6 separate regions of the Homo sapiens genome follow, and regions 2, 3, 4, 5 and 6 are each linked to region 1. Evidence: chromatin loops called from intact Hi-C (ENCODE). Cell type or tissue: endothelial cell of umbilical vein. All regions are shown on one strand. Links, peaks and the distances in the headings refer to the core of each region. The heading gives the core; the rest is flanking DNA. Region 1 has its middle 96 kb from the start of PHLDA1-AS1. Region 2 overlaps LOC105369844 (a long non-coding RNA gene). Region 3 overlaps LOC105369844 (a long non-coding RNA gene). Region 4 overlaps LOC105369844 (a long non-coding RNA gene). Region 5 overlaps LOC105369844 (a long non-coding RNA gene). Region 6 has its middle 170 kb from the start of PHLDA1-AS1.

Region 1 (5,439 bases), core at 558-4,557:
GGGCATTCTCCCTCCTATATAGGATCCTTTGATCTTCTTCCCACACTACTCCCCGAGCAATCAGGTTACCATGCTGCAAGAAACCCTCCAATAGCTTTCCATTCCTCCAGTGAAACAAAGAAGTGTGGGAGCGAATATATAAAGCTCTTTTTACTTGGGGAAGTCTTACCTCTTCATCTTCTTCAGCCATTCCCCATCTCCTTTCCTACAACCCAACTCCTTGCATTTCCGAAAAGGGTCTATTTTCTTAAGCCTGTGCCCATGCTGCCTGCTCCAATTAGAATGTTCTTCCTTTCCTTTGTTTAACTCAACCTTCTAGCTAAGGTCAAAGGGGGGTCACCTCTACTAGAAATTCCTCTCTAATCCCCGGTCCAAGTTAGGTGCTCTCCTTATCTATCTGCCTCGAAACATCTCTCATGATAGGCCATGCTCACTGCTTTACTCTGTCCTTTACCTATTGATGTATCTGTGGTCCTGGCCAGTGTTCAGACCTGGCTCCCCAGGTCATGGAATGTCCCAGCTGGAAAGGACTTCCTCTTCATTTTGCAGATGATGATTTGTTTGTGTCTTACTGCCTTTAAGAAAGGAATCTGAACTTCCTGTTTTAGCAATTGGAAAACTGTTTACTAAGGCTCTGCCTTGGGCAAGGTGCTATGTTAGGCATCTTCAGAGTATATAGAAACCCTTCTCTTAAGTTGCTCAGTGAGGCAGGGGAGATAAAATATCTAATAAGTAAAATGCAAGCAGTAAAGAGGCAAATAAGAGAGGTAGAGATAAAATGCTGTGAGACCTCAGAGGAGGGTATGATAAAGGACACTGGGATCTGCAAAGGGGTCAAGGAAAGTCCTGTGGAGGACTGATGTAGGAGCTGAGCCTTGAACATGGGTGGCAGGGAATAAATTGTAGAGGGGGCATTTGGGGCAGAGAGGCTAGTAAGAGGAAAGGCAGAGGCTAATTGAATTTTAAGCAATGGGCATAATTTGCTGTCTGAGAGTTAGCAGTTTCTTTCATGATTTTTTTTAATTGCAAAAATTGTGTAGCACCAAATTGGGATCTTTTGTTGCTTGAAAAATATTTAGATAGCCTAGATATATTATCCTGTGTCATCATGTTACTTTGGCTGTCTCCTTTTTCCCAGCATTCAGAGGATCAAAAGTTTGTAACATTTATTTATTTATTCAGTAAACAGTTATTGATCTTCACTATGGGCTGGGTGTAATGGCATTCACAAAGATAAATAAGACAAAATCACTGTTTCCAAGAAGTCACAGTGTTGTGAGTGTGGTAAGAGATAGGAAGATTACAGGATGGTTAAAAAACAAAGTAGGCCAGGTGTGTTGGCTCATGTCTATAATCCCAGAGCTTTGGGGGGCAGAGGCGAGTGGATTGCTTGAGGCCAGGAGATCGAGACCAGCCTGGGCAACATAGTGAGACCCCATCTCTACAAAAAATAAAAGAATTAGCTGGGTGCAGTGGTGCATGCCTGTAGTCCCAACTACTGGGAAGGCTGAGGCAGAAGCATCAATTGAGCTCAGAAGTTAGAGTCAGCAGTGAGCTATGATCACACCACTGCACCCCAGCCTGGGCAACGGAGACTGTCTCTAAAGCAACAACAATAACAAGATAATAAATACTGTCTGTGACACAGGTATGAGGAGGTTGCTATAGAAGCTGAGCCAAGGGAGCCCCTACCTCTGGCCTGGGGGCAAGAGGAACCATTGAAGAAAATTTGAAACCTCTGAAATAGGCAGGGATAAAAAGTGTCCCAGAGACAGTTACACTATGTGAGAAGTAAATGGGAGGTGAGAAAATGGAACCAAGGTGGGTAGCTTTTTGTACTTTCGTAGATTTGCAACTGAGCTTCAGCAATATTTCTACCCTGATCTATGTTATTTTTATTTTATTTTAATTTTTTTTTTATTTGAGACAGAGTCTCACTCTATTGCGCAGGCTGGAGTGCAGTGGCACGATCTCGGCTCACTGCAACCTCCTCCTCCCAGGTTCAAGCAATACTCCTGCCTCAGCCCCCCGGTAGCTGGGATTACAGGCATGCACCACCATGCCTCGCTAATTTTTGTATTTTTAGTAGAGATGGGGTTTCACTATGTTGGCCAGACTGGGGTCGAACTTCTGACCTCAGGCGATCCACCTGCCTTGGCCTCCCAAAGTGCTGGGATTACAGGCATGAGCCACCATGCCTGGCCAATCTATGTTATTTTTAAAAGAAGAAGAGAAATAGATCAAGGAAGAGGAGAAAGACCTGGTTCCATAGATCTGACTCTGCAGTTTGTGTGCTGTGTAATAGAGAAAAGTTAGTGTCAATTTGGACATGGGCCAAATGACCTTTTGAGTCTCTTGTAGCACAAATGACCTGGAATCCTGTTTTCTTTATGATTATGAAGCTGGGCATAGGTATTCTGATGGGCACAGCCAAGATATTTAAGCCAACATTTGCTGAGAAACAGTGAAACTCATTTTCAGACATTTTTCCCCCATGACTGAGAAGTGTTAGGTTTTTGTCCAGCAGCAGTAGCTGTTGATTGCTGTTTTCCTGAGAGAGGGAGGCTTTTTTTTTTTTTTTTTTTTTTTAACATTCTGACACCTTTTTTTTCCCCTCCGTATCAGTACTGCTCACTAACCACATCATATGGTGATAAGAACTGAAATTACTCATTGACATTATCGTGGGGCTATTTCGAAAACATTATCTCATTTCATTTCCTAGAATATCATCAAGTCTCCACAATACCAGTTCCTTAAAGGAGAATGTTTTTGTTCCAACTGAAACCAAAATATTTTAGTGAATTTTGTCTTCAGTATTACTTCCTTCCTATTCTAATACTGTGGTCAAAAGTATAACTTTTGGCAAACTCTTTGCCATAGCGGAATCTGACTTAGTTTGCTGAATTTGAAGTTAGCTGTTTTCAGTAATTTCTTTTCTTTTTTTTTTTTTTTTTTTTTTTTTTTGAGATGGAGTCTTGCTCAGCCCCCCAGGCTGGAGTGCAGTGGTGTGATCTCGGCTCACTGCAGCTACCATCTCCTGGGTTCAAGTGATTCTCCTGTCTCAGCCTCCTGAGTAGCTGGGATTACAGGCACCCATCATCATGCTCGGCTAATTTTTGTATTTTAATAGAGATGGGGTTACTCCATGTTGGCCAAGCTGGTCTTGCACTCCTGACCTCAGGTGATCTGCCCCCCTCGGCCTCCCAAAATGCTGGGATTACAGGCTTGAGCCACCGCATGCAGCCTGTTTTCAGTGATTTGTCTTTACTCTTTATGTAGATTATCTGCATTGCAGATTACTTATTGTAATTTTCAAATCCTGGGCTGAATTTCTTTCATCATTTCCTGTGGATTTGTCATCTCTTTCCTCATCCTCACCCTCTATTCAGGCACCATGTAACCAGGCAGTTAGACAAAGCATTGTTTCATAGCTGAATCCATCACATATTTTTTTTATATATATTCCCAAAGGTATACAAATAGTTTTCATATTGTTTGAGAGTTTGATTTGTTTCCACTAACATAGAAAAATAGTTGTTTAATAATTAGACACTCCTTTTGTTTGATCTTGACTCCTTTTTCATGAGACCAGATGAAGTATTCATTAATGTTCCTATGAAATAATTATTTTGAAAACTTTTAACCAGTTCCAGTTTTTTTTTTTTTCACTTTTCTGATGTATTGATCATTCATGCATTCACTGACCATTTACACCATTTTTATATTGCTCTCTAAACTGCTATATTCAAAGCTAATTGTAGGCAACATCCTTAAATACAGTTAAAGCAATAATAGTTCAGGGGGACGAGTGTTAGCAGCATTTTAGGATATTCAGAGAAAGAGGTACAGTAAGACATCTTAGAGCTTCTGGGAGGCCAAGGGGCTTGCTGGCTAATGTTTCAACCATCAGAACTTGTTTGAGCAACAGTCTTGGCCCTACTACATGAGTCATAAACACCAGGATAGGCGATGCCTTCAGCCAGATGCAATGGAAAAGAGTTTGTTAACATGGAAAATATGGGATGGCTATACCACATACGTCAGTAGGACTCCCAGAACTGAGTCTTTTAGACCCGTTAATTACTTTTTGAGTGAATTAATGTATATGAGCAAACACATTTAGGGTGTTGCTAGCCTTATTAGCCAATAAGCACAATTCCTTGCCAGACAGTTTAAGACTGAGACCAGCTAGTTAATGAATTTACTGAAAGGCTCATTTATAAGGCTGCTTCACAGAGAATTTAGCAATAAACAATTCTGCCAACTCTTGATCTTTCAGCTATAGCCTTTCTTCCTGTATTTCTTTGGAATAACACATAATTAACATACAGCGATCAAGTTTTTGCTTGTCATTTAATATAGCACATTTTTTCTTTTGTTTTTTAGTATCTTTGCATATCAAGCAATGCTTTTAAAACTTATGCAAGCGTTGTATTTTGGACTCTATTTCTTTATAATTTTTTGTATCATCCTGCTGGGTAGATAGTGTGGGAAGAAATGCAGAGATTTTTATTGAATACTGCCTTGTTTTTAGGTGGTGTTTAATATTTAGATATGTTGGGTCTGCTAATTTAGGAGGAAAAAGTATTCTTTGGATTTTTCTTTTGCATAGCTTATTTTAGTTGCCAATCTTTTCTGGGTCTGAAGGGTCAAAAATGGCTGATAAAAATAGGTAAATAGCAATGAATGTGGTTGTAGGAAAATAGGAACTGATGGTGCTATGAAAGTGTTAATCTCCCATCATCAGTCTATATTCCTGGTTTTAGTGTCACAGGAATTTGACAGCCTCCTGAACTTTAGCCACCTCTCAGAAAATCCTGCTTCTCTTTTGAACAATGACTCCAGGGCTGGAAGATGGGTGAGGCATCCACTTAGTGTGTCAACAATGTAGAAAGGACCATGGTGAGAAGCTGACTAGAAGCCCACAGTGCTAGTTAAAGAGAAGAGGACTTTGAAAAGAAGTGAGAATAAGTGTGAACAGTTGACTCCAAGTAGGAAATTAGTGGAGGATGAACTAAATTAGAGTTCGGGATAAGCAAAGAACAAAGGTATATTCTATGGCCAGGATCCAGGCTGGTTGTGTAGTGAGTGAGGCAGTTTTATGTATTGAGTGTGCATTCACAGAATGTAGGGGTGCGTGTGTGTGTGTGTGTGTGTGTGATCAAGTCAGCTGTTTTCTCTTTAGCTCCAGTTAGTTGTCAACATGTGGGCCTAATGTTGCTGGGTCATCCCACTTTTCAGAAGAAATGGGAAACCTGATATTTTAAAGGGAATATGTAATTTTTTTTTTTTTTTTTGAGATGGAGTCTTGCGATGTCACCCAGGCTGGAGTGCCGTGGCTTGATCTCGGCTCACTGCAACCCCTGCCTCCCGGATTCAAGTGATTCTCCTGCCTCAGCCTCCCGAGTAGTTGGGCTTACAGGCGAGTGCCACCAC
Region 2 (5,439 bases), core at 768-4,767, 210 kb after region 1:
GAGATTACAGGTGTAAGCCACCGTGCCCAGCCCCATATGATTTTATTTATATAAAATGCTAGATGATGCAAAATAATCTACAGTGACAGGAAGCAGACCAGGGATTGCCTGGACCCACGGCAAGGATGGGGGAGGCAGGTAAGGGAGGTAGTGAGAGATTAAAAAGGGGCACAGTAACTTTTGAGGTGATTAATATATTCACTCTCTTGATTATGTTGATGTCATTTATTTTGTGCTGGTTATGCATATAGTAAAGTTATTTTAAAAAAGAAATAACTTTTCCCAAATGATGAGCCATGTATCTTTTATAGAAGACCCTGGAATCACTTAAAAAATAAGATAAAGCAGGAAATGTTTTGTTGCACAATAGTTGGTAGGAGAAGTCTTTTCTCTCTGTTAAAACCCATTGGTCTCCGGAATCTAGGCCTCAGGAATCTGGGGAGGGGCTAGAGGCATAGTCTCTAGGCTGTACCAGCTGAGGCTCCCCACCAGGAGAAAATCCCAGGGCCACATTACAAGGGATAGTCATGAAGGTACAGAAGTAAGTAAATGTGCCAGGAAGGAGGAGCCAAACACAGACCAGAGGAAAAAAAGATAGTGTTGTGAACTCAAAAGGTAGAATTAAGATGCCACGTGGAAAGGGCTGGAAGAGTCTAAAGGTCAGTGAGAGGAGGTCTAGGGGCTGAAAGGAATTAAACAGAAGTAGAGAAAGGCAAATGCAGGCTCAGACCAAAATGGGAGCCTCTGGTGAACAACAGTCATCCCTTTGGACTTCTTCTGGTCAATGTTCGACGTGCTCTGCTGCTGCAAAGCAAAGCTGAGAAGCAACAGAAATGCATGCAACAGTTATAAGGCATTGCATAATTAATAAGAATGATTTTGTTGTGTAGATTATAGTAACATCTAGTTAGAAACACTTGGCAAGTGTGGTGGAGGGGAAAAGAAATTGAAAATCTATTTATTTAAACCTCAGTGAAAAAAAGTACTCAGAAGGTTAAGCTTTTTGGCCTTCGGCAGGGTTCCATCAAGGTATTTCCATTGGTTTGGACTATGAGATAGAACAGCTTTTGGTCTATGTGCATCAGCTGGCACTTGAAGAAAGGTGTGCAGTTAGGTGTAACAGAGATTTTGTTAAGAGTGCTTTATAATTACATTGCATTTTCAAATTTGTAAAATTCTTTCACATGCTTTATCTTTCTCATGTGGAGTTCCTATTTTTTAATCAGACTGATTAATTACTGTTAAAGATTATTTATATCAAATAATTTATAAAGTAAATTTTACAGTAGTGAGAATAAAAAGAAAGATTCACTCTGGGTCATTAGCTAGGTTGAGAAATCATCAAAACATAGGCTGGGCACAGTGATTCACGCCTGTAATCCCAGCACTTTGGGAGGCTGAGGAGGGAGGATCACTTGAGGTCAGGAGTTCAAGACCAGCCTGGCCAATATGGTAAAACCCCGTCTCTACTAAAAATACAAAAATTAGCCAGGTGTGATGGTACACGCCTATAATTGCAGCTACTTGGGAGGCTGAGGCAAGAGAATCACTTGAAACTGGGAAGCAGAGGTTGCAGTGAGTGATCATGCCATTGCATTCCAGCCTGGGTGATAGAGCCAGACTCCATATTTAAAAAAAAAAAAAAAAAGTAATCATCAAAACATAACCTTTAATAAGGAGCCTTAGAAATAATTAAACTTGCATTGTCCAATATAGTAGCCACTAGGTACATGTTTGTTTTAAATTTAAATTGATTAAAATTAAATAAAAGTAAAAATCCAGTTCTTCAGTCGTAGTACTTACATTTACACATGCAATAGTGCTCAATATGGCTAGGGCTACCATATTGGATAGTGCAGATATAGAACATTTCCTTCATTGGCCAAGGTTCTATTGGACAGTGCTGATCTAGACAAATATTTTTAGTGGCTAAAAATGTACTTTTAAATTGAATTTAACTTCAGGGCTGGAGAATTTGAGGCCCACAGAAGTTAGTGATTTATACAAAGTCACCCAAGAAGAACCTGAAAATGGCCCAAATTTCCTGACTTCTATATGAGTGATCATTTTAGCACCTCATACCACCAAACTTTTATTTTTAATTCTGCTCTTGAATAAGAGAGGATTGGATACTCCAAGCTGGCAAGTAATCAAACACTCATTTAGTTTTTTGTTTGTAATTTACATTTATATTTGAAGTTAGGCAGAGCTATAGTCCAAAAACTTTACTTCAAACAATATTAATGATGTCATGCTATAAAGACAGAATGCAGAAGAGCTTGGAAGTATTTCAGTTTCCTTGCTCTGTTTCTTTTTACACGTCCTTGTTCAAGCCACTCTACTCCATGCTGGGACAAGACAGTTTGTTCTTAGGTTAACAGAAAAACAGTCAGAGTCACCTCCTCTTAAAGCATCGAGCACCAGGTGGGAAAGGGCTCAGATTTTTAAAGGTTGCTCAGTGGGGCTTTGAAAATTAAAGAGAGCCCAGAAGAGATGTGGAGAAAGCATGCAATTACACTTGAGAAGGTGTAGCCTTTCCACTGGGTGCATTCTTGATGAGACAGCAAAGTGAGTCATTAAACAGTAGGCTGTCAATAAAGCTGAGACCCAGATTTGCCGTGGATCAGCTGCACTGCCAAAAATTTAACCATCTAAAAAAACCATGGGCAGATCCTTGGTGAACCCTTGGACCTGTTTGCATTACAAGCTTACAATCTTAATTTTTCTGAAAAGAAATAGAGAAAGGAGTAGATGTATATTGAAGAATTGCGATGAAATGCAAGAGTTCCTTATAAACATTACGCAGGGTCATTTTGGAAAGTCAATAATTTATAGCCTTTTTACTGGCCTCAGGGAAAAATGATCACTTCCACATTTGAATTTTAGTAAAAGTTGTTTTTCCTGGATCTCCATTAAATTTCATCCAGCTTTTGGCAGAAATTGTCTTCCTGGACCCTACTGGAGTGCTGGCTGACAAGTTACATCTTCCATGGGGCCACAACTCCCTAACGAATTCTGGGAGAGCAGCCTATTTTTGTTACCAGACGCTGGAGGATGCGTGACATGTCATTAACCTTCAAAACTGGCTCTGCACAAGAGTATTGTCAACAGATGGTGACTCTGATTCTCTCTCTCTCTCCCCTCCCTCCCTTCCTCCTCCATCCCCAGGATATCTTCTGGCATAGAATGCTCATTGGTTTCAAAGGGAAATTCGTGTGTGACACAGACACTGTGGAATGTAGAACAAAAACTGGAACAAAGTCTCTTATATTTATAATTGCGGACTATAGGAATTAAATGCACAGAGTAAACCATCAATAGTGTTTATACATTAAGACAGGCATACCAGTGATAAAGTGAATATTTATGCTGAGAGGCAGGCTCTTTAGGATCAGGGAAAGGTGTCTGGGCACTGGATGGAAGAGCTCAAAGCCAGCATTGGACTTAGAATTTTGGCCCAGCCATTTAACTCTTCAGTCTCTCACTTTGCCTTTTCAGTTTTTATCAGTGGAAGTCAATAGTAATTAGGGCATTATTTATCAGTTACTCCCAAAAAATGTAATCCCAGCACTTTGGGAGGCCGAGGCGGATCACGAGGTCAGGAGTTCAAGACCAGCCTAGCCAAGATAGTGAAACCGCATTTCTACTAAAAATACAAAAAAATTAACCGGGCGTGGTGGCGGGCGCCTGTGATCCCAGCTACTCAGGAGGCTGAGGCAGAGAATTGCTTGAACCCAGGACGTGAAGGTTACAGTGAGCCTAGATTATGTCACGGCCCTCCAGCCTGGGGGACAGAGCGAGACTCCATCTCAAAAAAAAAGAAAAGAGAAAGTTAATTCATTTATTATTTTTAGCAAATATTTATAGGATGCTTAAAATATACCATGCACTATGCTAGGCTCTAGGAAGAAACAAGATGTAAAGCAAAGTGCCTGTCAGGAAGAGGCTGACCAGTAATCAGATGATTATAATACAGCTTTTGAGAGCTTCCTATGGAAACACATATGGGGAAAGGAGAGGTCTACAACCCAGGATACCATGGGGCGCAGTTCCAGGGGCACAAAAAGCCATGCGGTAAACATATCACAGCTTCCCAAAGCATCAGTTTTATTTAACAGGACATTTAAACTATTTATCTTAAAATAAAATATATATATTACAGAGTAGAAAGAAATTTTCCAATAAATTTCTTTTATTTAGCCCACGTATACCGGGTTCTTTCACCTTTCTCTTAATGAAGACTTCTAGGGAAAAGTGAGGGCATAAAGACCGGTTTTTGTGTAGGCGTTTATGAAGCCTAAGAAGCCCTTTCAGTGCCACTTCGCCATCAGTGCTAGAGGAATCCACATCATACTATTTACATTCACAGGGCACCATGTGGTTTATAAAGGCATTTGACGAATTTTGCACCTCACAGTAAACAAGTGTGCTATTTTGCTTTACTGATGAGGATATCGAAGTTTTATGAGATTAATCCATTTTGGTGAGTGGTTCAAAGTCACAGAGTGATTAGTGGCAGAATCAGACTTCATCTTGGTTTCTGACACCAAATCCATTATTCTTTCTCCTGTAACTCATTCCTTCTCTTTCCAATGATTAAAAATTAAAAGACTGAGGTAAAGGATCTCTAGCCTTTTTCTGGCACATATCCACCTTCTTGCTCTTTGGGAATGGAGGGTAGAAGTGAGGAAGGTAGACTCTGGCAGATGCTGAGAGTGAAGTTCTTGAGAGGCCGGGTGAGATGGAAGGCTCTGCTTGATGTCTGAGAAAACTTAGGGAAAGGGGCATGGGAATTAATGAAGGTGAAACTGGGTTAAGTAGGGAACACTGTGGTGACAATTTAAGGATCTATCATGAGAGGTGTCAAGATCTGCTTGTTGTTAGATTTTGGGTCTCTTGCTAGTTGCCCTTCACATAGATTATACTCTTTGTTCTCTCATTGACGCCTCATGACCTTAGACTTGCTGTTTTGACTTTTCCATCCATCAAAACTAAACTAGCTAACATTGCAAAGTTTTGGAGGGATATAACATCAAAATAATGTTTAAGATGCCCCATCTTAAGTTAGGCAGTGAGGAAATACCACAAACCATGCTGATGCTTCTTGAAAAACAAGCAGGGCTAAGCCACATATCATTACTTGGCAATGCTAAATTCCTGAATTGCTTATATATACGTTTCACATGTAACCTCTGTCTTTAAACTAAAGAAGTTATTTGCTTATAATAATTACAGATTTGATTAAAATCATACACCGTGATTCAAGATTTAAAAATTAAATGGCTGAGACAAAGAAGTGACAAACTAAAGGAAGCCACAGTATGCTTGCCAATTGTTCTTGGCAGGAAATGGATGACTCATCCTGAACATGTGCTTTCGTTGCTGGGACAATGGGGCGCAATGAAAATGTTCAACTTACTGAATAGTGTGGACATTTTT
Region 3 (5,439 bases), core at 803-4,802, 120 kb after region 1:
GTCTAATGGGTAATCCATTGCATTATCAAGGCATGTAATCAAGTTTTCTTGAACAAAACACAATGAGAGAATATAATTATGTTTAGGGAAAGGTGAGGCAGGGGTGTCTGCTTGTTTGGTAGGCTCATGTAGGCCTGCAGCAGCTCCCTCACTGGTTCATGTGGCAAATGAGGGATCTCATAATAGATCTGTTTTTGAAGCTTTACTCAGACATTATTTCTTCTCTCATCAGTGTGTTCCCATTGCATTTTTTCTTTTTTTTTGAGACAGAGTCTCGTTCTGTCACCAGGCTGGAGTGTAGTAGCGCGAACTTGGCTCACTGCAACCTCCACCTCCTGGGTTCAAGCGATTCTCCTGCCTCAGCCTCCCAAGTAGCTGGGACTACAGACAAGCTACCACGCCCAGCTAATTTTTGTATTTTTAGTAGACAGGGTTTCACCATGTTGGCCAGGATGGTCTTGATCTCTTGACCTCCTCGGCCTTGACCTTGATCTGCCCACCTTGGCCTCCCGAAGTGCTGGGATTACAGGCATGAGCCACCACGCCCGGCCCCATTGCATTTTTTGCATAACCATTTCTTTTCATTCTCAGAGCAAGCAATCCAAGAGACAAGATAAGTTTCTATGCCTTTTATGGCCTAGCCCCAGAAGTCATGCACCATCTCTTCCATGCTATTATATTGGTCAAAGTAGTTAAAGGCCTTTTCAGGTTCAAGAAAAAGAAAAGTATACCCCATCTCTTGATGTAAGTTGTAAACATCACATTTTAAGAAAAGCATGTAGGATGGAATGTAGTTCAATATGTTTATATTTAGAAAATGCAATCTGCTGCAACATGGAAACCAAGTAACCCACACAAAGTGCTTACAAATATTAACTATTATTAATATTATTCAATGAATGTTTTCTTAAAGAATAAATTAATATACATTTCTTTCTGCCTAGAACTTTGAGCTGTAGTTAAATAATTCTTGACTTGTAAATTGTCAGTTTGAGCTTGTCTTGTTTGCTCCTACCTGCTACCTGCATTAGGATCCCTTCAAATTGGAGAGTTTCTAAATTTTACTTTTTAACTTAAAATCATTTCAAATTTACAGAAGTTTTAAGAGTAGTACCAAGAACTAACTCTCTAAACCCATCTGAATTTGCCTGTTTTAACCTTTTCTTCATTTTCTTTTATATTCTCTCTTCTTCCCTCCTTTCCCATTCAAGTATTAGTTTCAAACATCATACTCCTTTTCCCCTTATAGATCCATAGTACCAACATCAAATTCAGGACGTTTAACATTGATACATGCTATTATTTAATATATAGATCATACTCAAATTTTAATAATTGCCCTAAAAATGTTTTTGTAATTGTTTGTTTTCTCCCTGAACCAGCATCCAATTCAGGATCACAGATTGCATTTAGTTGTCATGGCTCATTAATCTCCTTTAATTTGAAGCAGTTCCTTAGCTTTGTTTTTCAGGACATTGACATTATTGAAGTATACAGGCCAGACGTTTGGTAGAAATGTCACATGATTTGGGTTTGCCTCAGGGTTACTCATCATTAAGTTCAGATTATGCACTTTTGGCAAGCATACCATGACAATGATGTTGTGTCCTTAACAACATATCACCACCTAGAGGCACACATTACTGATGACATTAACTTTGATCACTTTTTATAAACTGGTGATTGCTAGGTATCTCCACTAGAAGACTACCATTTCTCTTTATAATCTACAGGAAGATATTTTGAGACTATTTAATATCCTGTCTTCTTCAAACTTTTACCCTATAGCTTTAGCATCCGTTGATGAATCTTGATAAAATCAGTTATTACTATGATGTCTTTTAAAAAAGATGATTGACTTACCAACTATTATTACTTCTTCTACATTGATTAGCTGGATTCTTATTTTTATTCAGTGAATTAGATCCAATGCTGCCATTTAATTCTTGTTGAAGCTTAAATTGTCCCAAATTTAGCCAATAGGTACCCTTGAAGCTGGCCCTAAGTCTTTTTGACATAGCCTTCATCATTTTTTGTACACTTTTTTGTATAAGATATTCCAGACCCTTCTTGTCTTGCTTTGCTCTGGCCCTCCTCTCTCCAAGGAATCCTAGCTCCTTCTAGTGAGGAACAGTACCTAGAAACAAGGTCTGTGAAGAAGTGTTTGTTCAGGTTATCCAATGTTGAGGTTATTCAGGCAAAAACACGTTAAATATTGAGTCCATCAAACAGAAAGTCTTACTTAAATTAAAAAGTGTGAAGATAGTTGACCCTTGTTCAAGATGTTCTATGTGCAATTTTATTTTTATATCTAGCCAATTGCAAAACATCAGAAGAGCCATAGTCCTGGGCTTATTGGAAGTGAGGTTCTATTGAACATTGAGCTGGGAGAGTAGGGAAATTGCAAGATAGCGAGAAGTCAGGCCCCACAGAAGGAGCTGCAGCACTTGCGGGGCATCCACTTTTTAGAAAACTGGTCAGAACCAGTAGACGAACAGCCCATTTTGAAATAGTGGTTGTTTGTGCCATCTGGACTTAGCCAATCATAAAACTCAGTTGATACTCCAAGCCTAAAATGGTCTTGGAGACCCTTTTTGGATTTTGGCTTAAGCCCCATTTTAAGGAATCCAACCCCTTCTTGTGAGATCAGATTTCCCTGCCTTGCACTGAACTTGTTTAGTCCTTGTCCATCCTAGAGCTTCACATGACTCAGTCTGCCAGTTAGGTTGGGAGATATAGCGGAGCTAGAAGGAGCCCTGGCCCTGGTACTTACTAAGCATACCCCTTTGATGACTTTAATTGACTCACTGTGTGGCTCTAAGTCCCTTCTCCTTTCTGGGCCTCAGTTTCCTTATTTGTAAAATCAGAAGGTGAGGCTAAATCTCAAAATGTCCATCTAGCTTCATGTTCTATGAAATCTTCTCTGCCTAAAATCTTTAAAGTGCTAATTAAACTGGCAGATCAAGATAAATGACCAGAGGAGCTGGACCCATTACAGAATTAAAGTCTTCAGAGCCCTAGCAAGCCTGCTTTTTGAAGCGTGCTTTCTTTTTACAGCTGTGAAGAGAGGAATCAGCACATGCGCTATAACTTCATATGACTAATGGTAACCATGGCGACCACTAAATATTCCTTCCAGACCTTGCATCTGCACAGCTCACTGAAGCAGAGGAAATAAACGTTGCTGCTTTGAAAAATGATAAAAATAATCTAAGCCAGCTAGAGGCTAGGAAGGAAAGGAGAGATCTTCCACCTGAAGGTCAAGCCATTTCATCTCATTATCTTTTCAGGGCCTTGTTTAACCTCAGGGGGCATTTGGTACCAACCGAATGAATAGGTCACAGACTGGAGGGATTTAGTATCAGGCTACTGAAACACTTGACTAGTTTTTAAAGAAGCTTCTGGGGTTCTGACAATGTTTGCTAGGCTGGTGTGATGACCCCTATGTTAAAATGCAGTAGGTCATCAAAAGCAGGTCCCCCAGCAGTTCTTGGTGTCAGGTCATATTATTGGTTTAAGAGAAGAGCAACTAGAAGACTGGCCAAGGTCAAACAGGGACCTGAGAAACCAGGCAGAGAGCAATAGTAAGGAGGTCTGCATGCACAGGAAGGTGGGGGATGGAAAGGCACAGTGAGGCAGGCTGGATATCAGCACTCATGCTCAGAGAGCAGAGCACAGGCAAGAGAACTGGGCCGCATGAAGCCTGCAAATTGGACAAAGAGAACAGACAACAGGTTAATTGCACTTTCTGTAAAACATGAGGCAACAGCCAGGAATACTGCAACCAATAGTATAGCCAAGGAGAGAGATGCAGGAAATGTAAAGGAGTGAACTGCTCATGAGTGGTTGGATTCTATCTAAAGAGGGCAGCCTATTGTTGCCACGGGGGATTGCATGTCCAGAGCTCTCATTTGTCAAGAGAAGCAAGAAATCTGGATTTTAAAAAATGTGAAATTCCTTAATTGTTTAACGATGACATGGTGTGGATTGCCATTTTGCATCCTCTAAAATTATAGTTACCTTCTGAGAATAAAAATAGGAAATGCCAGAGGAAGGAGATTCACAGTTAGCCAAGTCCACAGTGACACACACGGCTGATTGTGTCCAGCATCTGAGGCTGTGAGCACCTTGCCCAGTGGCTAGTCAGTCTTCGTAATGTCATCTCCCCTACCCCAGTATTTTCACCCTGAATTGCGGTAGATGCTAGCACCAAGAACCCAGCATTGAGCTGCTCCTATGCTTTAGTTGAGTCTGGGGTCTACAGATAAGTCATAAACATCTGACTACAGCAGGGAGTGAGGGGACAGACAGCAAGTGGACCATCTCTGACATTCTTACATAAGGTGAGAAGCCAACCTGTGCAAACTTGACCACCATCCTATTTGCTGTGTTGCTCCACAGGAAACTAGTCTGGATAAAACTTAGTTTCAACCCTTAGTGCCTGGGGTTCAATAAGACACAGTAGATCATGTTACCCTTTTGAAAAGCACACTTACTTTCTAGATTACAAAATTATTAAAGGGAAATCTGAAAATGCAAAAAAGAATAGTAGCATGTAATCATAAGGTAAAATACAGATGAAGCCAATAAAATGTCTTGTGGGAAATCACTCTGATGCAAGGATAGCCTACAAGTACCATACCAGGCAACTTATTACAGAGGTCACAGAACAGGAAGGCTCATAGCTGGAATGAATATGTTGGAATCTCATACTTCATTGAATCAATTCAAAACAGAGCAATAAACAAGGGGAAAGAAGAACATAACTCACTTAGGGCAGGGTGCATGTGGGCAGAAAGACCACACTCCCCAAATCCTGTGTTATCCAAACTTCATACATCCTGTCTGTCTTCTACACTAACCTTCCCTCTTAGTGATGTGGATATAAGGACCAGAGTAAAGGCAGAGCAAGAGGGTTCAGCAGATGAAAGATGCTTGGAGCGGATGCTTAGCTAATCTTTGGGAGGGATGCATGGACAGGCACACGTGGACACAGCTACCACTCAGATTAACCTGATGAGCACTTGTGTATTATTTGCACTTTCTGTATAGAGGATTTGTAGGGCCAAATGGCACCATAATGGGTACCACAAATGAGTGTTTGATTCAGGAATGACACAGTCTTCCATCTGGAAGTGACATGATTTGTGCTTTACTAATACTTAAGGTTTACTTGTGTAGCTTTTGAGCCATTGACATTGGTGGTTGGGGGTGGGGGATATGTTCTGCCCAGGTTTGGGGGTGTCCTAACTCTTTACTAGGAAAGACTTCAATTGGAAGGCAGGAAATGGCAGCCAGATATAGAGTCACTGCTGCTTTTGTGTGAAGAGAGTTTGGTGCTTCATCATGAAACTCTGAATGGGCCCATAGAAAAAAGCAGCCTGTGTCAGAAAGGGTCTAGAATGAGTCCCCCTCTTAAGAATGAAACCAGCACTATTT
Region 4 (5,439 bases), core at 744-4,743, 300 kb after region 1:
CCTGTCCTGGCCTACTATCCCCAAAATTATTATTTTGGACCTAAAATGCCTTACTCAATTAAGCTGCCAAGTTGTGGTGGTTTTTTGTTTCTGTAATTAAACACAATTTTAACTGACAGTCTTTCAAGGTTTATTTTCTGATTGAATGAATTTAGGTTATAACTGCAACCCTTGGCCAAGGGAGTCCTGGATGCTATTGTTTAACAGTCTCACTGTGGCAGAAACAGCTAGATGGTCTTCTTATCCATTTCCTGTCTTTCTGAGCATGGTCAGAACACATTTCTAATCTCTTTTCTCATTAGGTATAGTCATGGGACTGACATCCAGTCATTAGAATATGAGCAGAAATGATATATGCCAGTTCCTGATGTGCCCTATAGAAATCTTCCCTACATGTTCAAGCTCCTTTCTGTCTCCAGATGAATAAATCGAAGACGATTCCCAGATGACATTGGCAATTGTGTTTTGCGATGGAGAAGTTTCAAGATGGAAGGAACCAGGGTCTTTGAGTCCTCTGAACTACTCAAAGGAGGATAGCCATACTAGAAATACTCATTGGACCTTTATGTGAGCAAGAAATCATTAAAAAAATTTTTTTTGAGGCAACTGAAATTTTGGCACTAGATATTAAGCCTTACCTTAACTAATACACCCACTAAGATTGTGTGAAGTTGGGGGAGAAGGAGCTCCTCTGGGAATATGAAGATGTCATTGCCATAAGAAAGAAAATAAGTGATAGGCAGGCAAGAATAACAGCCATTCACCACAGCAGCCCCTGTAATGATCCACTGGACACCTTATTTGCATATCAATTTATGAGCCATTAATGGGGGCCCTGGTAGTCTGAGTAATGGCCTCCCAAAGACATCCATGTCCTAATCCCAGAAGCCTATAAATATATTACCTTATATGACAAAGGGGAATTAAGGCAGCAAATAGAATTAAGGTTGCTAATCAGATGATCTTAAATTAAGGAGATTGTTCTGGACTATCCAGGTGATATGTAATTATAAGGGACCTTAAAAATGGAAGAGAGAGGCAAATGAGGAGATCAGAGTGATTCCAAGTGGGAAGGACTTCCCTCGCCTATTCTAGTTTTGAAAATAGAAAGAAGGCAGCTTCAAGCCAAGGAATATGCATGATCTCTAGAAGTTGGAAAAGGCAAGGAAATAGATCCTACCTAGACCCTACAGAAAGGAATACAACAATGCAGTCCTGCTGGTGCCTTGATTTTAGCTGATGCCTTGATTTTAGCCAATATCTTGATTTTAACCTGATGAGACCTGCCAGACTTCTGGTTTGCAGAACATTAGATGATAAATTTATATTGTTCTAAGCCATTATGTTTGTGACAATTTGTTACAGCAGTAATAGGAAACAAATACAGGGACGTAGGCATTTTACTTTAGTTAATTGGAATACGCCAATAAAGACATCTCCCCTTAAGAGGAGAGAGTCAAGAAAACAAACAATTTCAAAGTGCACTTAATTGAAGGGTGGAAGTGTGTGGGTGTGGCGGGGGGTGCAGGGAATGTTGGAAGTAAGAAAAGCAGGGAGAGCAAAAAGATTTCCAGGAGGAAGAGTAGTCTAGATAAAAGCCTGGAAGTAAAAGAGAACTTTAAAAATTTATGTAAGTCATTCTAATTAACAAGAAGACAGAATTTGAGAACGATGATGCTTGAGAGTTGAACAAGGCTAAGATCACGAAGGGTCTGGTAAATCCACCAGGAGCTTAGACTTTCTACAGATGACAATGGGGAGACCTTAAAGGGTTAGGAAATGAACAGACATGGCTAGATCCATTCTAGATGGAGTCTGATTTCAATGTGAATGATGTATTAAGAGGGGATGGATCTGGAAGCAGAAAGGCCAATCAGGAGTTTGCCACAGAACCTTGGGCAAGTGATGGTAGGAATCTGGCATAGCACAATGATAGTAAGAGTGAAAAGTAGATGGATTTCAGAAATATAGAGTAGAGCCTATAGACTAGATAGATGCCTTTGGCTTGGGCAACAGTGTGAAAGGTGATGTGATTCATCCAGCTAGAAATACAGGATGAGAAGGAGGTAGGTGTAAGGAGAAAGAGTGGGGAAATAATGTGTTTATGGTTTTACTTTATCATCACAATCATCATCATCATTGTAACAATACTTACAACAGTACGATATCAGCTGAAATTATACTGTCATGTATGTATCTGTTTATGTGGTCACTGTCAGCAAACTTCACAAGGGCAAAGGACATCATCTTATTCACTAGAACCTGGGAACGCTGCACACAAGTTCCTTCACCCAATAACATTAGAGGTTCTATTTTGTACCCAAGTAAAACTGAGACCTCTCTGAGAATTGCCTGGTGGTTAGCTGGGGCAGGGAGAGAAGGCTTACTCACACTCAGCAGGAAGAAGGTCATTCTGTGGTCATAACTCAGTAAACTTCAAAGTGCTGTTTGAAAAGGTTGCTGATGGAATACGTTTTAAAAGGATTACTGTATGTATGCAGTAAAACATGAAGGGGATGTTTTGTTGATTTCAACTTTTTTCTCAAACCGCTGAAAAGCAGCATTGTCTCATATGGTGGGGGGGCTGAATTTTCTCATCAATCTCTAGTGCCTAGAACAATACCTGGAACGTGGTTGGTGCTCAAGCGATATTTATTTATTTTTGTGTGAGCCAGGCACTGTTCTAAGGACATAAATTCTTACAGCACTATTTTGAGGTTTTAATTATTCCGACTTTAAGAATGAGAAAACAGGCTGAGAAATCCCACAATTCAAACTCAAATCTGGCTACAAAGCCCATTATTTTAATCATTCTATTACTCAATTTGTGGGACGTGTGGAACATCCAAGTGCTAATATCTGGTAGATAGTTGAAAATATGGGTCTGAGTTCAAGATAAAAATCTAGCCTATAGATACACTTTTCAAAACCATTGGCATTTAAATGTCATATGACAGTAAGTGGGTAAAATAATGTTACCAAGGCAGTGACTTTCAAACGTATTGACTACAGTCAGCAGTAGATTTTTTTTTTTTACAGAGACCTACAGAGACCTACTACACACACAGACACACACAGACATGCACACACACAGATCTCCTTTTACAATTCCTACCCCATTAAATGTGATAAATTCTGTTGCTTTCTATTCCATTTTCTTCTATGCAATTCTATTTCATTTAAAAATGCTACTTGCAACCCATGAGATTGGTGACATCAGCCATCAGTAGGTTGTCCTCTGCAGTTTGAAAAGCACTGCCTTTAGTAATTTGTGATAAAGAAGCCACGAACTGGCAACCCACTGACCATTTCTGTCATGGAGATGTATTCTCTTTAGCATGCTATTTCTGGCATGTAGATATGTTATCCTCGAGCAAATTTTTAAACATCAGAGATTTCAAATGAAAGCCTGAATTTCAGATTGTCTTGAGAAATGGAAAAAAATTTGCTAATGGTTATGTTGCCTATTGGCTGACATTGGCTGAAGCTGAGAAACAGCTGCTTCCTGTTTTCCATAGACACATCCACTCCTTCTTATCTCCCTGACATTGAATACCAGCTGCCATTTAAAATTATGCTTGTATTTGTTTTCTGTTGTGGTGGTTGTTGTTTTTCTAAGAGAAAAGGTATTTCTTTACTTTATCAAAGATGGAAAAAGTAAAGAGTAAGAGAGTCACATAATTTTTCCTTCCTACCACCTGCTTCATTTATTCATGTCATCTACAGATCTGTGTTATCACTTGGGTTTGTGAGCCACAGTCTAGAGTGTTAAAAGAGAGGCTGCTAATACCCACAAGAAAAGGGAGAAAAAAGAGCCCTAGAAAAATACTAAAAAGGAATTACCAGAGGGTTTAGGAGAAAATCCATAAGAATAGGACACCAGGGGTTAAGAGCATCCAGTTTAGGCTTTATGGTATTTTAATGTCAAAGGCATTTGTTGATCTACTTGGCAAAAACTGTCAAAGAAGATTCTCTTCTCTTTAGACAATTCAACTCAGTATCTTACCCCGAAAGTCAGGAAGATACAAAAATAAAGGATTTTAGCAATGGGGACCTGTATTAACATGCTAGGGTTTAATAAAAAATATTATCATGTCACACTAATAAAAATATTATCATCTTACACTTTATGTTAGAGGATGAAGATGTGGAATGCAGTTTGCCAGACATTATTTTGGTGATGGTTTTTGGATTGAGTGAGAAAATGGTTCTTGCACATGCACTGCTCTTTGAAATAGGGTTCATGAGACAGAGGTGGTAGTGGAAGCCCTTGTCTCAGTGTGGATTGGGACTGAGCACTTTAGCATAACTTTAGCCATCCATTTGAGTGTCTCAAATTACCCTACCGATGGATCCAGGAGCCTGGTACTATTACTGAGGTCAGAATTGTGACATGATAATATTTTTATTAAGCCTTAAGTCTGTGCTAGCATTGGCTACCATCATGGCATATCATCGAAGTGGGTATATGCCTTGGTCGGTTTGGGATACTGTAACAAAATACTATCAACTAGGTGGCTTACAGAAAGTAGAACTTTATTTCTTACAGTTCTGGAGGTTGGGAAGCCCAAGATGAACGTGAAGGCATGGGCAGATTTGGTGTCTGGTGAGGACCCACTTCTGGTTTATAGATGACACCTTCTCACTGTGTCCTCACATGGTGGAAAGTACCAGGAGTCTCTCTTGGGCCATTTTTTTTTTTTTTTTGAGATAGTGTCTTGCTCTTGTCGCCCAGGCTGGAGTGCAATGGCATGATCTTGGCTCACTGCATCCTCCACCCCCAGGCTCAAGTGATTCCCCTGCCTCAGCCTCCTGAGTAGCTGGGATTACAGACACCCACCATCATGCCCAGCTAATTTTTGTATTTTTAGTAGAGATGGGGTTTCACCATGTTGGCCAGGCTGGTCTTGAACCCCTGACCTCAGGTGATCCACCTTGGACCTTTTTTATAAGGGCACTAATTTGGTCCATGAGGGTTCCATTCTCATGATCTAATCACTTCACAGAGGTTCTACCTCTTAATCTCATCGCTTGTGGATTAGAATTTAAACATAAAAATTTGGGGGGGGGGGGCGGATCACAAACACTCAGATCATAATAGCATATAAAATGAGTTGAAGTCCTAGGAAAAAGGCTTTGAGAGAAGGAGTTAGTTTGCATAGGGAAATCATTTACAATCAGTATTAACTGAGGGTACTCCTTATAGTGGCTGGAATAATATATCATTTGAATAAATTGGTGGTCTTCAATTTTGATTGCACCACCAAAGAATCAAAAGTTACTCAAGAATTAACAACTGAATATCGCATTAGACAATTTGAAGGAGGGAAACAAAATAAGCTCTGCTATAATTTTCAAAAAATGACGAAACTTTTTACACAAATTAAAAATAATTTCAAAAAGGATTTTCACCTTAGCATTAGTCTTTTTTGTTTAATA
Region 5 (5,439 bases), core at 791-4,790, 410 kb after region 1:
TTGTTCTACCAAAAAGACATATGCACTCATATGTTCATCAGAGTGCTATTCACAATAGTGAAGGCATTGAATCAACCAAGGTGCCCATCAAACTCATTTTCTTTGAGTACATCAATGGCTGTGTCTTAGGAATGGTGTTAATAGACTGCATGTGGACCAGCAAAGTACCTGTACCACCAATGCTAGCACATTCCATTTTTACTTCCCTAAAAAGCTAATAAGGTAGGGGAAAAAAATCTACCCCACCAGATCAGTTTCAGTGTTAACAAAGCTAAGACTCAAAGCACAAAATGGGAAAGCCCTGCCCACACCATGAATTGTGTTTACTCATACCCAGAAACTGCTAATTAGGTTACAGATAATTAAACTGTATTACAATCTCGGGATGAACATTTTCTTTATTTTTTTCTGTTTGTTAGTTTATTGCTAATGCATTGTGGGGAACCCTTAGAAAGACTCTGATAATGCTATCACATTACCCTTCCCCAGATTAATTGCATTATCACCAACTGAAATTATCTTTTTGCTTTGGTTGTTATTCGTCTTCCCCAATTAGGATATAAGCACTATGAGATCAGGGACATTATCCATCTCACTTAGCCCTACAGATGTTCCTTAACTTATGATGGGGTTGTGTCCTGATAAACCCATCATAAGTTAGAAAATATAATCTAAATTGAAAATGTACTTAATATACCTAACCTATAGAACATCAGAACTTAGCCTAGCCTATCTTAAATGTGCTCAGACACTGATATTAGCCTGCAGCTGGGAAAAATCATCTAACACAAAGCCTATGTTATAATAAAGTGTTTGATATCTCATGCAATTTATTGAATACTGTACTGAAAGTGAAAAACATGATGGCTCTCCAATTTATGAAGGTTATGATGTAAGTCCAACCATCGTAAGTTGGAGACTGTGTGTGTATAATCCATATGTCTGATGTATAGTAAGCAATATATTTATTCAACAAATATTTGAGCATGAATGCCTGAGTGAACAAAGAAAAGATAACTGCTCTATCTTAATCAGACTTTTATAAAACTAAAATTTGTATCCTCTAAAAGGCAACTATCCTCTCAATTGTATCAAACTCTTACTGTTTTTCCCTTATTTCATTTCTCTGAAGAAATCCTCTACTTCATTTAGCAAAGAGAGAATATCAAGAGATATATGACCCTATTTTAAATGTTGATAGGTGTCTCAAATATCTATTGCTATATAAGAAACATGCCAGCACACAATGGCTTAAAAACAATCTGGACTGAACAGTTCTTTTGCTCCACATGGTATCTACTGAAGCTGAAATGTCTAAGATTGCTTCTTCACTCACATTCAGAACCTCAGTTGGGATGACTGGAATATCCGAGAGCTGGTCAGGCCTGTTTCTGTCCCTCTTTCCACATGGCTAGCTTGGGCTTTCTCATAGTGAGATGGGCTCAGGGTATTTGAACTTCTTATCCTGCATCATTCTTCCAAGATAGAGGAAGCAGAAGCTGCCAGTCTTTCTAAAGGCTGGACCTAGAATTAGCAGAGTCATAGCCACAGTATTCTCTCGATCTAAACAAGTCACAGGGCCAGGCCAGATTCAAGGGGCTCCTCACTCTCTTAGTGTGAGGAGTAACATGCATATCAACAAGGAAGGAAGCTATCAGTGGTGGCTATCTTTGGAGATTATATGCCACAATAATGAGGTGGCTCTTCTCGAACTGCCTGCCTGTCTGTCTTAGAAATGCTGTAACTCTGTCCCAGTCTGTGCCAAGCAGAGATGATGAACAAAGCAGTGTGTGAAGTAGGCTGCTATTGCACCCTCTTTGCGTCTGACTTGATGTGGCTGACATATTGACATTATTTTATTGCTTTGGTGTGGCAACAGCTCCAGCTAAGCCACCACTGCCAGACACTTGCCCATCTGTCCTAAAATATGACTAATTACCATTATAATGATTCTTCAGCTTTATTAAACTTCTGTCTTCTGCAAAATCAAATGAGATTCATGAAGACTTTTTCATTAATCATCACAGCATCCCTGCTGAGAGCTTAAAAGAGGTAGGTGTATTCTTATTTTAGAAATGAAGAAGGTGCAACAAAATGAAGCTCTAGGAAGGTTAACCAGTATCACAAAGCTGGTCTGCTAGAATGAAGGAAAGAGGCAATATGTGTGTGTGTGTGTGTGTGTGTGAGAGAGAGAGAGAGAGAGAGAGAATTTTTCTGGGAAAAAGGGAAGGAGAGTCATCAATTTTTTTCTTTTCTGTTCCAATGTTATATGGCAATCATTTAAATGTCTCAACATACTAAAAGTTTCCAGAAGCAACAAACTTCTGGTATAATCAGAGGCTATGAGCTGTGCCCTAAGAAAAATATTGCAAAGAGATTTAACGTCTATCAGAATCAAATTTGTTTTCCTTCTTTCTAGCTACGTGTCCTTGGACAAGACACTGACCCTCATGCATTGATAGGCGTAAGTTTCAAAGCTTCATTAGATAGATTAAATGAAAAGACATGTAGCACATGTGTATAATAAGTTGTTCATAATAGGTACCCAATAAATGGCAATGGTTGTTATCATAAATTTTGTGATCTTAGGAATTTTAACATGCTAGTTGAAATAAAAAAGATAAAGCCTTCTTTATTTGTACCTAGTGACTTTCAGAAATAGCAGCATTAATTAATAGTTAACTGATTGGCACAATAGGGTGACTATAGTCAATAATAACTTAACTGTACATTTTAAAACAACTTAAATAGTGTAATTGGATTGTTTGGAACTCAAAGGATAAATGCCTGAGGGAATGGATACCCCATTCTCCATGATGTGCTTATTTCATATTGCATGCCTGTATCAAAACATCTCATGTACCCCATAAATATATAAACCTATGTATAGATGTATACACATAGGTGTATATATATATATACATAGATGTATGGTGTACAGGTGTATATCACAAAAATTTAAAAAAATTTAAAAATAGCTGGTTTGTATGTTATTAACTGCAGCTGAGTTTTTACGTTAAGATCTAGCCTGTGTGAACTTGAACAAGTAAGTTAATGTCTGTGGGCATTTGTATACTCATCTGTAAGGCAACAGAGCAGATGGTCTCTAAGAATGTTTGCATCGGACATCTGAGTTGTATGGAAATAGAAAAAGCCATTATTTGTGACCATTTGCCCTCTAGTGGCAAGAACCAGGGAAAACTATTTCTACTGAGAAAAAATTTCATGTCTGTATCCCCACCAAAACCTGATATATTGATAAATTCTTAGATTTGCTTCAATATTGTGTTAGTTATGTTTGTCTGTGTAAAAATTATCCCCCAAATTAGCAACTTAAACATTTACACAGTGTCTGAGGGTCAGGAATTTGTGAGCAGCTCAGCTGGGAGCTTGCAGCTCAAGGTCTCCCAGGAGGCTGCAATTAGGTCGGGCTGCAGCCATCAGACAGCTTGACTAAACTACATGAGCTGCCTCCAAGTTCTCTCATGTGGCTGTTGACAGGTTTCAGTTCCTTACCACAGGGACCTCTCCACAGGGCTGCTCACAACACGACAGCTGGCTTTCCCCAGAATGAGTGATCCCAGAGAGACAGAGAGAGAGAAAGAGCTAGAGAGAGAATGCAACAAAGATGGAAGGCACAATGTCTTTTATAAACAAATTTCAAAAGTTATTTACTGTGGTAGAATGAACTAGCATTACATGGATTCGAGATGAATATATCTAAAAACAATATATTCCACATAAAAAGCAAGTTTCATAAGTACATGCACATTATATATATAATTTTGTATATATATAATATACCTATACATTATATGAATGTAACTAATGTAAAATAGTTATATAATAATTACATACATGTTTATTAAGTATAATGTACAATGTGTCATATAAAATATGAAAAGCCTACTTTATCTTGTTTAAAGATTGTATGTGTGTGTGTGTGTGTGTGTAGTAGCCATAAAAACAAAAATATGCATGGAACTGATAAATACTGATAAAACTAAACATAAGTGGTCACCTGGGACTTTTGATATAACTCTTCAGAAAAAGAAGCTCTTCTTCTGTTAAGAATGTACATCCTAGAATTGCTGATAGACACAGAAGGGGGACAGAGAGAAAGAGAGAGAGAACATGTCAGTGATTGAGGGAGGGCATTACTGTCTTGATGACACTGTTGAGTTCCTAGATGCAGTATCCAGGTTATGGGACTATAAATCCTCTTTTTTACATAAGTTACTTTGAGTTTCTATGACTTTCCGTCAAAGGAGTCTTGAGAAGTATAGTTCTATGCAACTATTTAATCATACTGAAATCATAATTGTAGAAGAAGGCATATGCTTATTTATTAAAGGTAAAGAGTGCTTCCATCCCCTCTACCTCCCCTGGGCAACTCTAAGAGCAGGACACTCTAGTGCTTAAAAGATCAGATTCAGGCTTCTGAGACACTCCTCTCATGTTGCTTTAAGGCAAGGCCCCCTAAACTGGTAGCCTGATCCTCTAGGGATTCTATGGAAGAGTGCTATTATGTCTATGCAAACATGTGCTCTTCTGGGGAAAGAGTCTGTATTTCATCACATAGTAAAGGGAATGGTAAACAAAAAGAGGTTAAAATCACTGTTGGATGATAAAAAGTATTATGTTAAAGCCTGCATTTACACACCTCCCAGTGTCAGGTAGCTAGACTTTTTAATTAGAGAATTTGAAATTATGAAGTAGCAATGCCACCATCTTATTAACATCATGAAATCATTTTTAAAAATATAAATGTATTAAATGTTTAAAATATTTCACTTAAAAAGTTCATTTTATTATGGGCCATCTGCAGTTACTGCCACCTAAAGGATGGGAAAGGCATATAGCTTCAACAAATGACTAAAGATTTGCTTTCCAGAAAAGTTCAAGTGTTCTTTCAGTGTTATGTTTACAAATAAAAGACTGTCGTTTGCTTTTTCTATTAGCATAAAATAATTCTCAGTAGTATCAATACATTTCACATGCCACTGATTAAATCCTGAATATTCATGCATGCAATAAAAAGCCTTCCGTTGCTATGGTGGAACCTAATACCATGGAATGTATTCCAGCTTCCTTTAGGGGGAAGAACGTTCAAACTGAAAATTATATCAAAGCTGGTCCTTATCAATGAGAACAATCACAAAGAGAAAGAGGGAAGATTGCATGTAAATTATAGGAGAGGCTAGATTCCCAATGAAAATATGAATGTTTTATTGGCTTGGGGCCTGAAGAGACTAATATTCAAGCCGTAATGAGTGTCTTTCAACCCAAAGGGTCCACTGTATGTACAAATCCCAGTGTTTTTTCAGGTCATGAGGCAACAGAATTCCACAATGATATGGTTGAGGAAAATGGAGACCTGTCCACAGAGGAGCCCAGCATCATAATGAACAGCCATCTGGAATCTTTGGCTTTGGTACC
Region 6 (5,439 bases), core at 474-4,473, 71 kb after region 1:
TATATATTTATATATGGATGAAAACATATATGTTTATATATAAATGAAAACATTATATATATGAATGAAAACATATATGGTTTATATATATGAATGAAAACATATATATGGTTTATATATATGAATGTCATGGTTTCCTGGCTTATAGCTTCCATTAGCCCTTTTATAGTCCTTTGTTATAATGATGGGGCACTTTAGGTCTCAGGTGCAGGCCGCAGGAAACAGAATCACTCTCTGACCTTCTCCTTCCACTTGCCCAAGGCAGGACTCAATCTACTTGTGGGTCATAAGAACTTATATTCCAGAGAGGGTCCTGACTCATACCCTAGAGGAAGGAAGCCTGCACAGAGAGGCCAAGAAGAATCTGAACAGACGGGCCTCGCTGGGTTTAGATCACATCTTTTTTGTCCAATCACATTTCTACATGGTTTTCTATGTTTCAATCATGCCTATCCAGTGGAGTCTGCATAAAAGGCTCAGGAGGACTGGATTTGGGGAGCTTCCTGATAGCTGATCATGAGGAGGTTCCTGGTGTACCTTGAGGAGCTCTGTGCCCCTTCCTCCATACCTCACTCCCTTTATCTCTTCATCTGTATCTTTTGTGATATCCTCTATAGTAAACCAGTAAACATGTTTCCCTGAATTCTGTGAGCCATCCCATGAAATTAATTGAGCCCAAAGAGGTGGGTCATGGAAACCCCAACTTAAAGCTGGTCAGTCAAATTTCTGAGGGCCTGGGCTTGTGGCTGGTGGCTGAAGCAGGGGCCAGTTTTCATGATTGAGCCCTCTACTTGTGGGATCTGACGCTGTCTGCAAGCAGATAAAGCCGGAATCGAATTGGAGGACACCGAGCTGTTGTCTGCTGCAGAATGGATTCCTTGTTTGCTAGTGGGGAGAAATCTTCACATGTTTTGGGGTCACAGAAGTCTTCTGTGTTGATTGTTATGCTGTCGACGTGAGAGCAGGGGAAAAACGTGGTTTGAGTTCCTGAACACCACCCCTTGGGCAAGCTTGATGGAACAGATAACAGATGCTATTGGCTGTATCTACGTGCACACTGAATTGCCCTCCTGAAGGCTGGGGACTGTTGAACACATTTCACCTGTTGGAGGCTACCGGAGAGTAGATTATGATTAGGCCTCTTGCTTTCTGAGCAGAGCAGTGTTATTGGAAATAATGGGAATTCTATTTAGCTGGATGCTTTGGATTAGTAGGTGAATCATGGGTAAAAGATCTGCCTTTATTTAGTGATTCTCATGGTTTCAAAATGTATTAAGAGTAGTAAGTAAGATACCTATATTCAGGAGCTAATAATATTTGTAAAAAGTACCTATTCTGAGCCTCCAGTGATTTGTTTTATAGATGTGACCCTTAAGAGAAAATTTTAAAAATTGGACAATTTTTTTGTGGGAGGGGAATAGGCCTTGGGAGAGACACATAGTATTCTGGATCTGGAACTGATTTTCTTTCCTCCTTTTGATTCAAATTGGTTGTATTCCCAGCCACACCTACCACTTTGGGACCATCTCCTTTCCTGTCTGAACTGCATAGAAGTGGAAATCCTACTTGTATGCCAGACTCCCTTAACCCCAAAAGAACTTTTAAAGGTGTTCACTGATTTTTCTCTGCTTCTTGACTCAGATGTTAAATGATTGGCTTAGATTTTTACCTTTTTATCTTTCTGGGATTAAATCCTGGCCCCTCTTTTATATAATGTGTCATCTGGGGAAAATTATTTGACTTCTATGGATGTCAGTTTTCTTATTTATAAAATGGTGATAATAATAGACTTTACCTCTTGGGTTAGTATGGAGATTTAAAAGATATATTCTGTATTAGTCAGAGATCTCCAGAGAAAGAGAACCAATAGGATATATATAGATATAAGAGGGAATTTATTAAGGGAATTGGATCATGTGATTATAGAGGCTGAGAAATCCTGATATGCTGTCTGCAAGCTGGAGAACCAGAGAAGCTGGTAGTGTAATTCTGTCTGAGTCCAAAGGCCTGGGAACAGGGGAGCCAACGGTGCAACTCTCAGTCCAAGGCTGAAGGCCTGAGAACCTGGAGTTCCGACGTCTGAGGGCAGGACAAGATGGCTATCCCCAACCCAGAAGAGAATGAATTGACTCTCCCTCTGGCTTTTTATCCAGAGGATGTGGGTGATCATCATCTAGTCGGTGCAGAGCCTGGATGGAAGTCTGCTGATTACTAAGTCTACTGATTCAAATGCTTATCTCTTCCAGAAGCACCGTCACAGACACACCCGGGAATAATGTTTTGCTCGCTACCTGGGTATTCCCAACCCAGTCTAGTGGATACCTAAAATTAACTGTCATATATTCCATATTGTTAGTGCAATGTTTGGTGAACAGCAAAATGTTCAACAGATGTTAGCTCTAATTTTTATTTTGTTATCCTATGCCTCAAATTCTTTCAGGTTGTCTTTATAAGTATACGACTGATTCATGTTTATTGACTCACTAACAATAGAGTATTTACCTAACTGTGAATCATGTTTTATTTCCTATAGGTGGCTATTTTATATTTGAAAATGGAAACAGGAAAATCTTGCCTTTTATAGTCAGCCTGAGTAATCTGACTTCAATTGAGTGCATGCATTTATGGGGGGGTAAGGTGATGGAAGGAATATTTGGACTATAAAGCTCAATTCCCAAATCCTATTTCTCAGCCTTCAACGGTGCAGGAAATCAGTCACTGCATTTCTGATACTGATGACCTCTTTGGTCCTGACTCATCTGAGATGATGCCATACAGAAACCATGGCTCTGGCAAATAGACATGTAATTTGTTTCTTGGACTTAGTAGTGTACAAATTGGGATATTCTCAGCACTAATCTCCCTAACAAGGACAATTCCTGGTTGCAAATTATTTAGTCTACATACAATTTGGGAACTTGGGAATGTTTAGATATTCAGCTGTTTCACAAGCCAGACTATTCAAGTTCAGAGAATTTCTGCTGAATCCTCTGATTTGATTCAGATTATATACAAGCTTAGGCAACTCTTTTGTGGAAGGTATTGAACAACAAGGCAATGAATCATATGGCTTAGTGAACTCTGCCTTAGGTTATTCAGTCATTCATCAAACATTCATTATACAACTACTCTGTGTCAGCCCTTGGTCTCAGTACTGAGGACACACACAAATGAATGTGCTACCCTGTCTGTTCTCTGGGGCCTCAAGGGTGGATAGTAACTTTGTAGGAAATATTCTGTGGAAAAGCAGGGAACAATTATCCATCCGTCCATTCTTCAATTCAACAAATATTTATGAAACATTTATGTGAGCCAGGCATCAAGTTAGGTATAGGTGATTCAGCAATAGACAATACAGATGCTCCCTGTCCTCCTAGACTTATTATAACTCATGGTAGAGATAAACAATCAAATAATTAAACATAAATTTATAGTACCTTGGGATAAATGCAAGATAAGTGAACCATTTACAGTACATTGTGATATAGGGAATATAGTAATGAAGGCTAAATGCTCAATTTAGAAGTGATTTCTCTCTCTGCCTCACCTGAGGAAAGATCTGAAGCTTTGAGCGGAACAGTTCCATTTGAAAGTGGTCATATAAGAGGACTGTATCTTTAGAAGTTTCTTTGGTTATACAGGCTCGTACAAAAGCAATTACGAGCAGAGACTGGAACAATACTAGAAATATAGTTGATGACTTAAATGGAAGAAAACCTGTGTATTAGGCATTGGACTTTGAGTAATTGTAGACATAAAAACTCAAAGTTCTTTACAATGAGCATATTAGCACTGACAACAGGAAACAGCCAAAAAAGACCTTCATGGATGAAAACTATAAAATAAGATGCAGATTTGGACTCAGATAAGGACAGAGTTTCTCTCCCAAGTGGTCCTGGTTAAGGGCTTTACCAATGTTCTAGAGAGGAGGACATTTAAACCTGTGATTATTTATATTTTACCATACGTATTTTTGCTTACAATAAGTAAGGTATATGGATTCAATTCATTTATCATAGGAGGTTGTATTTCCTTATATATTGTCTCATTTTTCTCATCAGGTCCTGTGTTAAAAAAAAGTTTTCTCTTACTGTTGAGAAGTACCTGAATCAAATAGAACAAACCAACACTACTGTCCTAGTACCCTAAGCAGGTAGCTGGCTAAAAAGCTCTCACTAATTTTTGGTACAAGGCCTCGAATACTGAGAGTGTCTACAAAGTCAGAAGTTCTCAAGTCTATTTGTATATCAGGAACACCCAAGGAGCTTTAAAAAATAGAGATAACCAGACCCATCCTGCGAAATTGTGTTGTAATAGGTCTGGGGGAAATAACTGGGAATATATTTTTAAAAAGACTTCTTGGCCGGGCACGGTGGCTCACGCTGTAATCCCAGCACTTTGGGAGGCCGAGGTGGGTGAATCACAAGGTCAGGAGTTTGACACCAGCCTGGCCAATATGGTGAAACCCCGTCTCTGCTAAAGGTACAAAAATTAGCCGGGCATGGTGGTGGGCACCTGTAGTCCCAGCTACTTGGAAGGCTGAGGCAGGAGAATCGCTTGAACCCAGGAGGCAGAGGTTGCAGTGAGCTGAGATTACATCACTGCACTCCGGCCTGGGTGACAGAGACTCCACCTCAAAAAACAAAAAAAAACCCAAAAACAAAAAAAGACTTCTCAGATGATTCTGATGTACCTAGTCTGCATGGATTGCTGTTTCAGAACCTCTGTACTAGGTTAACAGTATGATTTTTATTTATTCCCACTTTTAGATGGGTTACTCATATTAAAACTTAAAAATATAATTTTTATCAATGGCAATTAAAAAATCTTTTTTTTTCTTTGAGACAGAGTCTCTCGCTCTGTTGCCCAGGCCGGAGTGCAGTGGCTCAATCTTGGGTCACTGCAAACTCTGCCTCCTAGGTTCAAGTGATTCTTGTGCCTCAGCCTCCTGACTAGCTGGGACTACAGGCAGGCACCACCATGCCTGGCTAATTTTTGTATTTTTAGTAGAGACGGGGTTTCACCATATTGGCCAGGGTGTTCTCGAATGCCTGACCTTGTGATCCACCTGCCTTGGCGTCCCAAAGTGCTGGGATTACAGGTGTAAGCCACCACGCCAGGCCAAAAAAAATTCTTAGTCCCTTTCTTTGTCCCACCCTCTTTTTATTCATCTCTTCCATGTTTTTCACAGAATTCTAAAATACATTGTGATTACCTTATCCAAACTCTGTTTTGAGATAAGAGGGGATAAATAGCTACCATTTAGAGAAGTCATTTTACTTATTATTACTATTTTTTGAGACAAGTCTCGCTCTGTCACCCAGGCTGGAGTTCATGGTATGATCTTGGCTCTCAGCAACCTCTGCCTCCCGGGTTCAAGGGAGTCTCCTGCCTCACACTCCCTAGTAGCTGGGATTACAGACATGTGCCTCCATGCCC

What was found. Hi-C counts contacts between places; a loop is a spot of excess contacts. Peaks named below come from ENCODE experiments on the same cell type or tissue, not always from the same donor. Only the 100,000 strongest peaks of a DNase experiment are listed, where the experiment ranks them.
Region 2: it touches region 1 in a loop (5-fold over the local background); 6 of 110 quality-filtered maps call a loop at or near these places.
Region 3: it touches region 1 in a loop (5-fold over the local background); 8 of 110 quality-filtered maps call a loop at or near these places.
Region 4: it touches region 1 in a loop (2.8-fold over the local background); 7 of 110 quality-filtered maps call a loop at or near these places.
Region 5: a loop joins it to region 1, with 4 times the contacts of the local background. A loop is called at or near these places in 5 of 110 quality-filtered maps.
Region 6: it touches region 1 in a loop (7-fold over the local background); 3 of 110 quality-filtered maps call a loop at or near these places.

Annotation. Positions count from the first base shown.
Region 1 is chr12:75,931,860-75,937,298 of GRCh38, reverse strand. No RefSeq gene overlaps it. Among named protein-coding and RNA genes, the nearest start is that of PHLDA1-AS1, 96 kb to the left of the region's middle. In endothelial cell of umbilical vein, for the core only: no CTCF peak of the experiment used is centred there; DNase peaks (open chromatin) are centred at 2,648 and 3,358; H3K27ac peaks cover 1,116 bases; H3K27me3 peaks cover 186 bases.
Region 2 is chr12:75,722,773-75,728,211 of GRCh38, reverse strand. The region is part of intron 1 of LOC105369844 (a long non-coding RNA gene); the gene reads left to right. Among named protein-coding and RNA genes, the nearest start is that of KRR1, 210 kb to the right of the region's middle. In endothelial cell of umbilical vein, for the core only: no CTCF peak of the experiment used is centred there; DNase peaks (open chromatin) are centred at 2,571 and 3,141; H3K27ac peaks cover 2,738 bases.
Region 3 is chr12:75,813,241-75,818,679 of GRCh38, reverse strand. The region is part of intron 1 of LOC105369844 (a long non-coding RNA gene); the gene reads left to right. Among named protein-coding and RNA genes, the nearest start is that of PHLDA1-AS1, 210 kb to the left of the region's middle. RefSeq lists a silencer at 3,098-3,157. In endothelial cell of umbilical vein, for the core only: no CTCF peak of the experiment used is centred there; DNase peaks (open chromatin) are centred at 1,589 and 3,099; H3K27ac peaks cover 494 bases.
Region 4 is chr12:75,632,842-75,638,280 of GRCh38, reverse strand. All of the region lies in intron 8 of LOC105369844 (a long non-coding RNA gene), which reads left to right. Among named protein-coding and RNA genes, the nearest start is that of KRR1, 120 kb to the right of the region's middle. RefSeq lists a silencer at 2,238-2,532 and an enhancer at 5,356-5,439. In endothelial cell of umbilical vein, for the core only: no CTCF peak of the experiment used is centred there; DNase peaks (open chromatin) are centred at 2,400 and 3,600; H3K27ac peaks cover 698 bases.
Region 5 is chr12:75,524,853-75,530,291 of GRCh38, reverse strand. LOC105369844 (a long non-coding RNA gene) reads left to right here. Exons shown (of 16, transcript XR_007063375.1): 15 at 5,328-5,439. Among named protein-coding and RNA genes, the nearest start is that of KRR1, 16 kb to the right of the region's middle. In endothelial cell of umbilical vein, for the core only: a CTCF peak has its summit at 3,179 (motif pointing left); a DNase peak (open chromatin) is centred at 3,161.
Region 6 is chr12:75,860,439-75,865,877 of GRCh38, reverse strand. No RefSeq gene overlaps it. Among named protein-coding and RNA genes, the nearest start is that of PHLDA1-AS1, 170 kb to the left of the region's middle. RefSeq lists a silencer at 2,575-2,869. In endothelial cell of umbilical vein, for the core only: no CTCF peak of the experiment used is centred there; a DNase peak (open chromatin) is centred at 2,707; H3K27ac peaks cover 2,148 bases.